Regions from separate parts of the Homo sapiens genome. Here region 2 is linked to region 1. The links are chromatin loops, found by intact Hi-C in ENCODE. Cell type or tissue: transverse colon. All regions are shown on one strand. Each heading gives the region's core, and the rest is flanking DNA. Links, peaks and the distances in the headings are about the cores only. Region 1 overlaps VANGL1 (VANGL planar cell polarity protein 1). Region 2 overlaps VANGL1 (VANGL planar cell polarity protein 1).

Region 1 (5,380 bases), core at 241-5,240:
CAGTTATAGAGGTAATGGAACATTCGCTTACTTTTCATCATCATTCTTTAAAAAGGGAACATACAAAAATCTAAACTATGGCAATAATTTATTTTTATAATAGTTTACGGTAGGCTTTAATTAAATGGCAAACTCCTCTGGGACCCCTAAGTTATGGCGTGATTAGCCAAATTTGATTTCCAACAGTCATTTATGGCCATAACTATTGCATAGAGTGCAGGATGCCAGCAAAGATGAGGGTGGGGGCAGATACTGGCTCAGTGATTTAACTCACATTATAGATGACCCCTTCCTCAACAGAAATGCTACTGAGAGAACCAGAGAGGCCTGGGCCAGGCAGGTCTTATTTGAGAGGAGATTATTTGATAATTGCTTTGGTTAGAAGGACTTTACATTTCCTGATTTCAAGTCCAGCACCAATTTAGAAAGTTCAGAGATGAAACCACCTGTCTTTACCTGACAGAGTCATAACGGTTTGTGTAAAAATGTGGTCAGGGACCTTTTTTGTTCTTTCTGATTAGTTAATACTGTACATTGTAACCAGGAGGGGCAGTTTTGCCAACCAGCCTCTGCTCATGGTCACCATATGTGTATGACAAGGCCTGAGTGAGTTCCTGCATAAACTGGGTAGTGGGCTCTTTTGACACATTTGCAAGCATGTAAATGAATGAATGACACTACCAGCAACCATCTGTACAGGTCCATTTACTTACATTCATAAGGTTTATGCTATGAAACTTCTTCTCATTGTGATGTCAGTAACAGAGTTAGTGTCTCTGATGGAATAGTGTACCTGTCACCCAAGTTATTTTGTTCCTTTTTGGGTCCTCCAGTATAATCCCCCCCTCATCCCAATTAACTGTAAAATGTTTTACACATCACATTTTTTATACTGTAAACTTGGAAAATAAACTGAAATATCAAATTGTGTCTTGTTTCTTTTCTTCATGTGATTATTTCAATCTAAAAAGTTGCTTACTTTTTCAGGGACATTTTTCACTCTCGCATAATTTTGAGACCTTCAGAATTTCAAGACAACCTGTCATATTTCTATAAAAACCAAGACAATTGTGATGGATTGGGAAAGTAGAATTACCATTGTAACAAAAACTACTAGTTGTCAATCATTTTACAGTGAAGAAAATGTTTTGAATAGATAACTAAAAATGAAATCCTCAGGCTCTAAAACATGGAGATGAAACAGATCTTTTGAGTAAACCAGCAAGTGGAAAGGTATTTGAGTCAAATAAGAAGACAGAAAAGTAACAGACTTTGGGTTGATGTGGGAGGTGAATATTGGATTATTTTCCTGAGTGGCTTGGGAATTCAAGTTAAATTATCAACTGATTTTAGATAGGTCTATTTAAAGGAAATTTGATTATTTGCAAAGAAATATGAAGCCTGTTTTCCGCTAACCTCAGTGGTAGAATTTTGACAGCACACAATCAAATTCTTAGCTATTGCATGGACAGAAATTAGAGAAAGCAATTGACTCAAAGATATTCATTGGTTAGATTATTGATAAGCTGTTTCTTTGGGCCATTAAGCAAAATGTACACAATTTATATCTACATAAGTAAACCCTGCTAATACACTTTGTGCTATCATTTGGATATTTGTTCCCACCAAATCCCCTGTTGAAATTTAATCCCCAGTGCGGCAGTATTGAGAGGTAGGGTCTAAAGGGAGTGATTTAAGAACTTGAGAACTTGGGTCATGGGATGGATCTTTCATGAATAGATGAATGCCCTCTCTGGAGGAAGTGGGGTGTGAGTGGGTACTCGCTCTGTTAGTTCCCTGGAGAGCTGGTTGTTAGAGGCTGGCACCTCCTCTCTCTCATGCTTCCTCTCTCACCATGTGATCTCTGCACACACTGGTTTTCCTTTACCTTCTGCCATGAATGGAAGCAGCCAAGGCTTTCACCTGATGCCCAGTATTGCAGCCAGCAGAATTGTGAGCGAAATAAATATTTTTTCTTCATAAATAACCCACTCTTAGTTATTCCTTTATATCAATAAAAACAGACTAAGACACCTTGTAAGCTCTGTTACCCAATAGTGCTGGGGAATTATAGGTATTCTAGTTAATCAATTATTCATCCACCAACTCAATAAATGAGTATCTACTTTGTGATGGGCAAAGCGCTAAGTGCTAGGGATTCTAAGATAAATTCCTTGCCTCTAAGGAGCCTGCAATTTAGTGAAAGGACAGACATGCAAATATATGTTATACCTTAAATGATAAGTGACATGATCCAGGGATGCACAAATCACAGGGGGGAAGGGGCACCTTCAGGTCACCTAGACAATTGGATAAATGGTGCTATCACCCACCCAAACTAGGACTCCATGAAGAGGAGAAGATGTTTAGGGGAGAAGGCAATGAGTTCAGGTTTTGTTGTGTTGAGTCTGAAGTGCTTGTACAACAACAAGTCAAGATATCCAGAGGCAGTTGAATGAATGTGTCTAAAAATAAGGCAAGGAGTCAAGGTTAGAGACTCATATTTGGAGGTAATTAGCACATGGATAGTATTGATGGGCACGATGACATCATTTTGGAAGAGTATGTAGAGTTGAGATGCTGTGAAACACCATCATTCAAAGAGCAGGCAGAGGAAGAGGGGCTAGAAAGGAAAATAGAGAAGAAATAAGGAGGTAGGACTGGAGCCAGATGAGAATGAGCAGAGTCAGAAAAATCAAGATAGGATTTTCAACATTGTCTGAATATTTTCAAAATATGAGTTTAATGACAGAATTAGTTAGCTAGTATTCCACAAAAAGTATTGCTCTATTTTCAAAAAATTTGCACAGTGTCTTACACATGTGCTAAAAGATTGAGAAAATAAATTAGAAAATTATACTGCACACTTAACACTAAATCTACCAAGCACAATGTAACTTTTAGACAGCTCAGAAGGCACTTTGGGATTTTTTTTTTTTTCAGTGCCTCAGGGCATCAGTATGAACTCCAATTATTGTTGCCCTGGCCAATTGTGGGAGTACTGATAACTGGAGAGTTAATTGACTGCTGGATAAAGCAATCTTTAATCTAAATGGGAAGGCTCACTAGCAGCTACAGAGAAGGGGTATTCAGATCCCAGCTTAGGCTAGGAAGCCAGCTGACCCAATCAGAGACATGAACCCATCAGAAAAATGTAAAAGTTTTCATCTTTCTAGTTTTCCCCCACCCTCCACTCCTGCTGATGAATATGTGAGACTTGCCAACTAGAGGGAAGTTTAGAGAGCAAATCAACCTCCCATCCCAGTTTCCTAATATACTAGAAATGATGGTGACACCTGTACACATTTCAAGCCCTCTCCATAGCCATCCAAAGGCTTGAATATCCAAGTTCATAGTGATATGAATGACCATCACTTGAAATAAGTTTAACAAAGCCATGAGAATATGATTTATAAGTTTGCTTCCAAGGCTGAGCCTTCTCTAAGAAGGATCATCTTGGCTGGAGGAGGGATCCCAACTGATGTTCGAGGTATGGAGGGAGCTAAATCATTAATCATGTGTCTTCCCTGGGCTCTGATTAAAAGGTCACTCTATGCCTGTGAGTTAGAAAGCTGTCAATTTTGTTACTGTCATAATCAAAGACAAGTAAACTTGTGTTAGGGGATTGTTCACCCTAGACTGCCATGTTCAGGCACTGCCATGACCCTTGATGGTCCAGCAAAGAACAAGATCTGTTCCGTGACAGTCAAGACAGTCAACATGGGAATAATTTTTCTCCTGTCCCTGCTAAGTGGGATTGCTGCATTTGAAAAGGCATTTGCTGAATGATGCTGCTCCTGACGCAAAGGGAGTGGGAAAAGAGATGATGGAAAAGGGAAAGGAGCTGGCTGGGTGTGGGGCAGAATTGCTTGCTGCCACCTTGTGCTGTCTGTATGGTAGTGGGTGCTGTGATTTTGTTTTCATCAGAATTGTTTGGAGTTGGGCTATTCATCATCATCGTCATCACTGTCATCATTATCCTCTTCATCAGAATTATCATCATCATCATCATCTTCATCATCATCTTCAGTGTTTATCTTTCCAGAAAGCACATCCTCAATCCAGTCCTCCAGCTCCTCAGCAGTTGGAAGATCGTCATCATCTGGAATCTCCATCCAGACACTGTCAGCCTGCAGTGAGGGACAAAATGAATGAGTGGGTAAATGCATGAGGGCTGAACCAGACCAGGGATAGCCGTGCTGAATAGCTATGCTGAGTGCCCCCCGACTCTCTTACACTTATTAGGAACGTGCACATTGTTAAATGGAAATGCCAAACGGCAAAACGGTATGTGTAGTATACTGTTTGTGTTGCATAAAAGGAAATGTGTATTCCATTGCCCAGTGGAATATATATGACATTTCTGGTAATATACCCATGCAACAACCACCAGTGGTTCCCTCCAGGAATGAGACTAGGGGTTGGGTCAGGGGAGTAGGAAATACTTTTTACTTTGACCTTCTAATCTACTGTTCTGTTTTAAAATGTTTTCACTTGAGCATGTTTTAAAAGTAATGTATTATTATTAATTTTAAAGTAGCTTACAAAATAAATGAATGTAGAGTTCCCTAGGTGATTGAACACCTATCAACAGGGGAGAAAGACATTGCTAACTGGCCCCCATTCTTTTTTATTTTTTTTTTGAGATGGAGTTTTGCTCTTGTTGCCCAGGCTGGAGTGCAATGGCATGGTCTTGGCTCACTGCAACCTCCGCCTCCTGGGTTCAAGCGATTCTCTTGCCTCAGCCTCCCAAGTAACTGGTGTTACAGGCACCCATGACCATGCCTGGCTAATTTTTGTATTTTTAGTAGAGATGGGGTTTCACCATGTTGGCCAGCTGGTCTTGAACTCCTGACCTCAGGTGATCCACCCATCTCAGCCTCCCAAAGTGCTGGGATTACAGGCATGAGCCACCACGCCTGGCTTGGCCCCCATTCTTAAGAGATTCTATCTTAATTAAGTATGGCTCTAATAATCCTCTGTGATCATCCCTTTCTGTCCACTGTTTGCCTGATTGTATCTGTCCCCACTTGAGTTTTATGATGGTGGAGTTGTATGAGATGTATGGACTGAGATCTAAGATTTCCTCGCATTCTGCCAGTGTACCTCACTAGCCTGTCCCACCCTCGGTTCAACAATGCCTGAACTCTGAGGAGAAGCCCCTTACTCGCATATGATTTTCTTCCTTCCCTTCTGCAGGCCTGGTCTCCTGCCTGTAGAGTAGTTGCCTGCCTGGGATTCTAGGCCACAACGGCCCCATCACCCATTGTGCAGTGATGGCTCCTGGTGTGGGTTCCCTTTTGTAAAGAGACCTTTTTGTTTGCTGTTTGACTTTGGGGGTAAATACAGGAGAGTTTACTTGAAGGGAAAGTTCCAAATC
Region 2 (5,380 bases), core at 165-5,164, 52 kb before region 1:
CCTTGTAAATAATGACCCAGAATCATTCATTTATAAGCTGTTGTAATAAAAGAATCATTGGGTTTGTCACAAATGCCATAAGCCCAGCAGATCCTCACATCAGTGACCTGCATGATGTTTGGTGGTTTATAGGCCACAAGTTCAAAATGTTTTATAGATTTGCCCTGCATCTCTGCCCGCTCCTTTCCAGCCCATGCCCCTCCAAATAAACCCACTAAAACACACACGGTTTCCTCTGGTCTCTCTGACATTTGCTTCCAACCTGGGGATGGTAAATAGAGGCCTGTAAGAAACAGAATAGAAATCACTTGTTACTCAGCTATAGCTAATAGTAGCAGTTAAAGGTGGTAGCAGAGACCAGAAAAATGTGTATAAGTTCAGTGAAAATGATACAGAAGTTATATGCCATACAACCCCTTCAGTTCTTCCTAACTGAAGGAATTTTACTCTAGTGAATACTAGTAGTAGTTGACAGCTGTGAGTGCCTACCACGTGCTAGGCACTGTTCTAATAATTTTTATGAATTATCTCATTTAATACCTACCACAGATCTATAATATAAGTAAAATAAAATCTGTTGTTACAGTTAGGGAAACTGAGGCAGAGAGCAGTTAAGTAACTTGTTCTGAGGTCACACAGCTAAGTACTAGAGCCAGGATTTGAATGCTCTTCACCCACAATTTGGGCTCATTGCTACTCTCTAGAAGAATAGTTGACTCTAAACAAAATTATTTCAATTGTCACTTTCCCCTTGAGTGCCATTTAATTAAGAATGGGTACCCCTAAGAAGAATGTTAGCTTCAAGACATAATATAAATAATAATTAATAGCATAATCTCTGCAGAATTCTATGTAAAAATCAAATATTCAGAATAATATACACAGCATATATAAGCATGGTTGTACCAGACACCACTTTTCCTTGGAAATAGATCTACTTACTGCATAGGAAGCAAAATCTCTCTTTAAATTCAGTGCGTGTCTCTGTAACCCTTACAAAGTAACTTTCCAAACCAGAGCTCCCTTAATTACTTAATAGCTCTAGGCAGAGCTGTTGATGTTTTTATAATTTCCTTTTTGCGAAGGTTAGCTTATGTTTACCACTGTCATTATCATAACATATTATTTCCTTCATACGATTTGCTAAACACTGTGTTTTCATATTAAGTAGTAGGATTTTTATATGAGTGAACATGACTTTAGGAGAGAATTCTGTTTGAGGCTGATTATCTTCATTTTGCTTTTGATAAAGGGTGGTGAAGGAGGTTCTTTCTGACATTTTTGCCTAGGAAGTCCAGAATTTAGGACACTGCCACTTAGAAGCACTCTGTGCACCTATCTCCCATTGTTGACCTTGCCTGCATGCAATGTGGTTCAATGAGCCTGGCCGTGTCCTAATATTTGCCTCCAGCCCCTACCCAAGCAGTGCCAAGCAATACACTCTTAAGGGGTGGGTGACCGGTGAGGCAAGATGCTCTTGGGCAGTGGCTGAAAGAGGCTGCTGCTGATTTTTACTCAGTGTGTCTGGCATACGAACTCTGCCCCTGAGTGGGACTGCCATGCGAGCCAGTAGTATAGCTTTTTTTTTTTTTTTTTTGATAGTTCTGGTATCACGCCTCTATCTAATATCTGCATCTTTTTTTTTGCCACCTCTAAAACTAAGGATTTAAAATAGATAATTTCTAAAGTTTCTTCCACAATGAATCTATGGCCTCATGTCCTAAGATCTGCCACAAAACCCTTCATTCAGCAGACATTTATAGGGTACCCATAATGTCCTAGGAGCTGGAAAGACAGGCAGTCATGAAAGTGCCTCTGCCCTCATGGAGCTTACAGCCTGTGAAGAAACTAGACAATAAGTGATCACACAAACAAATGTATCACTGGAAGTTGGATAGAAAGGAAGAGTACAGGGTACTAGAGAAGAGCCTGACTGAGATTGAAGGATCAGGAAAGGCCTCTTGAAAGGAGCAGTATTTAAATTAAGGAGTGATGAGTAGGAATTTGGCAAAACAGGGCATGTAAAGGGTGAGTACCAACAGATATACTGGGCTCTGCCAAAGCCCTAAGACTCTACCTTAAAGGAGCTGGGGCTAGAGAAGGAGGAGGGAGCTAGAGCGTCGGGCAGGACATTGCATACCAAATGAAAGATTTTTGTATTTTATTTAAAGTGCAGTGGGACACCACGGAAAGGTTTTAAACAGGGAAGTGACGTCTGCATTGTAATTTAAAAGGTCACTCTGGCTGCTGCCCAGCCTGGGCCAAACACAATATGAGTCATGTCAGGGGTCAGTATGATAGACAGTTCCAGGTTCTAGGAGCCATATTCCCACCTTTATATGACTGTCCTATTCATGCTGCTGTGACAGCCTATCAGTGTATTACCCTGGGAACCTGATTCCTTTTCATTGCTTTATTGTCTTTTCTGATAAGGGATTCCTTCTGACCTTATCATGAGTTTGGTTAATTTCTTGTGTATGCAAGGGAACTATCTCATAGATATATCATTGCAGTGGTAAGCTTCAGGATATCCTTTTCCATTAAGTCTGTTGAAGTTCTTACCTTGGCTCAGACTCTTTTAAAATAAGTTCACTTCGGATTTTATTAGTTTGCCTCTTATTGCATCCTCTTAGTCCTCACTCAGATCTTGGATAGGATAAGAGTTGGTAACTATTAGAAACGGTATGACTTAGAAGGGGCCTGAGCTGTGTATAGGCTGGTGAGGACACCTGGAGGCTTTGTAGTGGTCTAGCCCTGTGTAGGTGGAGCCTGGAGGAAGTGGGTGGCTGTGAATCAGTAGAGTGAAGGGAGGATCAGAGAGGGTGTTGAAGGTGGCACAGGGTTAGATCCTTAGGATGAGGGTATTGCTTTAGCTGAGGAATTGGGAAGAACAGGACAGGATACTGGAGAGCACCTATGAGAGGGATGATGGTATTCCCAAGGGGAGCAAGAGGAATCTCAGTAGGAAATGTGCACTTGGGATTTAGTCTTTCAGTAAGTATTTGTTGGGTACCTGCTATGTTCAAAATATCCTGGGTGGAGGTAAGACGTAGTTGCTGTGTTCAAGGAGCTTCTGCCATAGGAAATCTGTGGATGGAGAAGACTGAGAAGAGTTTTGAATGTCAAGGGATAACGTGATGAGGGGAGAGGAGAGGGAGTGTTAGAGGAGAAGTAGTAACATAAGCGGCATCAAATTGGAGGCTAGCCAGCTGCAGAGAAACTCTGCTAGGGCAGGCAGCATGCCTTTGTCATTGCTGTGCCCTAGCATTGCCTAGCATGGTCTTGTAGGTGCCACTTAATATGGAGGTGGATGGACTAATAAATGAAATAAAAAGCACTGGGGGAGGAGGACAAGGATGTTACTTGGCTCATAGCAATCCTTGGCCAACTTTGAGTTGTTTCAGTGGAGTGTTGTGGATGGAGATTTGGACTGAAAGTGGAGAAGGAGGGAGTGACAGCATGTATAGACCACTCCTTTGGTAAGTACAGGAAGGAACCATGGGAGGGAAACCAGACTAGGGTGGTTGGTAGAGTTAGATAAAGCCTTTCCCTGGAGGGCAGTTGGGACCCATGGTTTCCTTTGAGGGACAAGCCTGGAGTTGTCTTAATGAATGGCCACAAGTTTTCAATGAGGACAAGGAATGAAGTCCTCTGGCAGAGGGGGAAGGGAATAAAACTTGGGTTACCATGTGCCAGAGACTTTACCTTTGCAGTTTCATTTAATCCTCACAAGAACCCTGGGAAGAGAGAGTATTAAATGACCTCATTTTTATGGGGCAGGGTTGGATAAGCTCAGAGAGGCAAACATTTGCCCCCTGATGTCACAGCTAGGAAGCACCAAGCTGGATCTGCCCACATCTGCGGGGCCTGGGCCACCTGCCTCTGAGACACTCCAGCAGCATTTAGCAAAAAGTAGCTGGAAGTTGGGATGGAATGGGGAATCCAGAGTTATGGGTTGCAAGGCAGAGTGTAGGAGTTGTGAAGGGTTAATTATGAATCTAGAAGAGAGTGGGAAATCGGTGTTCTGGGCCAGGGAACTGGACATTTGAATCTGCAGATCAGCAGAGGCTGGGTGAGGGGCTTTCAGGGAGGATCTCAGTTCACTCAGGGCTGGAGATCTTCGAAGCACATCCTAATGTTGACGTCTGCCTGTTATGAAGCAGGTGAGAAAACAGCAAAGCCCAGGGCAGAAAGGAAGTGAGACTGAGGTGTTGAAAGCTGATTGAAATTGCTAGTGAAAATGGTGGAGACAGTAGGCAGAAAAAAAGATGACTCAGCCCTTGAAGTCTTCTAGGAAAGTAGGGTAAGTCCAGGAGCAAAACTTAGCATTTAAAAAAGGCCTGCTGTGTTTTCACATTTAATCTTTACAGCTACCTCCCCCCACAAACCCCCACCATAATAGGCTGCCTTGCTTCCTTTTTATGGATTGGGAAGTCTCTGAGGCTCCAAGGAGAAACTGCTTTGCCCAGGTGTACAGCTAGTTAGTAGGCAGCGGACTGAGATGTGTGCTCCGTTCTGTCTGACTGCAGGTGAGCCTTGTGGCAGGAAGGCCGGCACAGAGACTCTGCTCTGCTTCTTTCCAAGCATTTCTCTCATTAAAAAGACAGAGGAACAAGCATTTCGGAACCCGCAAAGAGAGTGCTGATAGACAGTGACTTTCGTTTACCTAGCACATCTGGAGCTCGCGCTGGGTGCCTTCATAGTTGTTAGCTCATTTGGTCTTCACGGCAACCCTGATATTTGCATTTTACAGTTACATGTTCAAAGAGGTTTACTAATTTTGACTGGGGCCTGATAGCTAATAAGTGAGTAAAACCCGAGATTGGAACCCACCTTTGGAAACTGTGTCTGCTTATATTTTCAGATCTACCTGTGAGGTCGGTGGCTGGTTGGTTTACCCTGTTTAACAGATGAGGAAACTGAGGCATAAGAAAGCAAGTGGCTTATCCCAGGTTGTACTAAACAGTGGCTGGGCTCAGACTAGAACTCAGGTTTCCCCAGGGCTAGCCTTGGGCTCCTGATGGCAGAGGAGAAGTGAAATGGTAAGTCAGGGCATCAGGGACAAAGGAGGCTGGCCCTGGGTGGCAGACCTTGGAAGTGATCGTACCTGACTCCCAGGAAGAATGAATGGTAAGGGTAAATACACCCTAACTGGGATTAGAGGCTGTGGGGGCTGTATTGGTGGTGTATGGCAATTTGTGCTGACCTGATTCCCTCCAGACTTATGTGTTGTTGCTGGGGTCAGGGAAACTTGGCCTCCTCCCAGGAGGGTTAGGGTATGGCATTTACAGCTCCTTTGTTTTTTCTTCACACTTATCTCACTGGCTGTGTTTGCAGTTTCAGCTTCCAGCGGCTGGAAGAAGGAACCCTGTTGAGCTGA

What was found. Peaks named below come from ENCODE experiments on the same cell type or tissue, not always from the same donor. Only the 100,000 strongest peaks of a DNase experiment are listed, where the experiment ranks them.
Region 2: a loop joins it to region 1, with 27 times the contacts of the local background. A loop is called at or near these places in 27 of 110 quality-filtered maps.

Annotation. Positions count from the first base shown.
Region 1 is chr1:115,697,297-115,702,676 of GRCh38, forward strand. It overlaps VANGL1 (VANGL planar cell polarity protein 1), which reads left to right. Exons shown (of 8, transcript NM_138959.3): 8 at 1-925. It overlaps CASQ2 (calsequestrin 2), which reads right to left. Exons shown (of 11, transcript NM_001232.4): 11 at 2,725-4,130. The coding sequence ends at 3,945. Among named protein-coding and RNA genes, the nearest start is that of VANGL1, 58 kb to the left of the region's middle. In transverse colon, for the core only: no CTCF peak of the experiment used is centred there; no DNase peak of the experiment used is centred there.
Region 2 is chr1:115,644,915-115,650,294 of GRCh38, forward strand. The region is part of intron 1 of VANGL1 (VANGL planar cell polarity protein 1); the gene reads left to right. Among named protein-coding and RNA genes, the nearest start is that of VANGL1, 5.6 kb to the left of the region's middle. In transverse colon, for the core only: no CTCF peak of the experiment used is centred there; a DNase peak (open chromatin) is centred at 2,254; H3K27ac peaks cover 1,752 bases.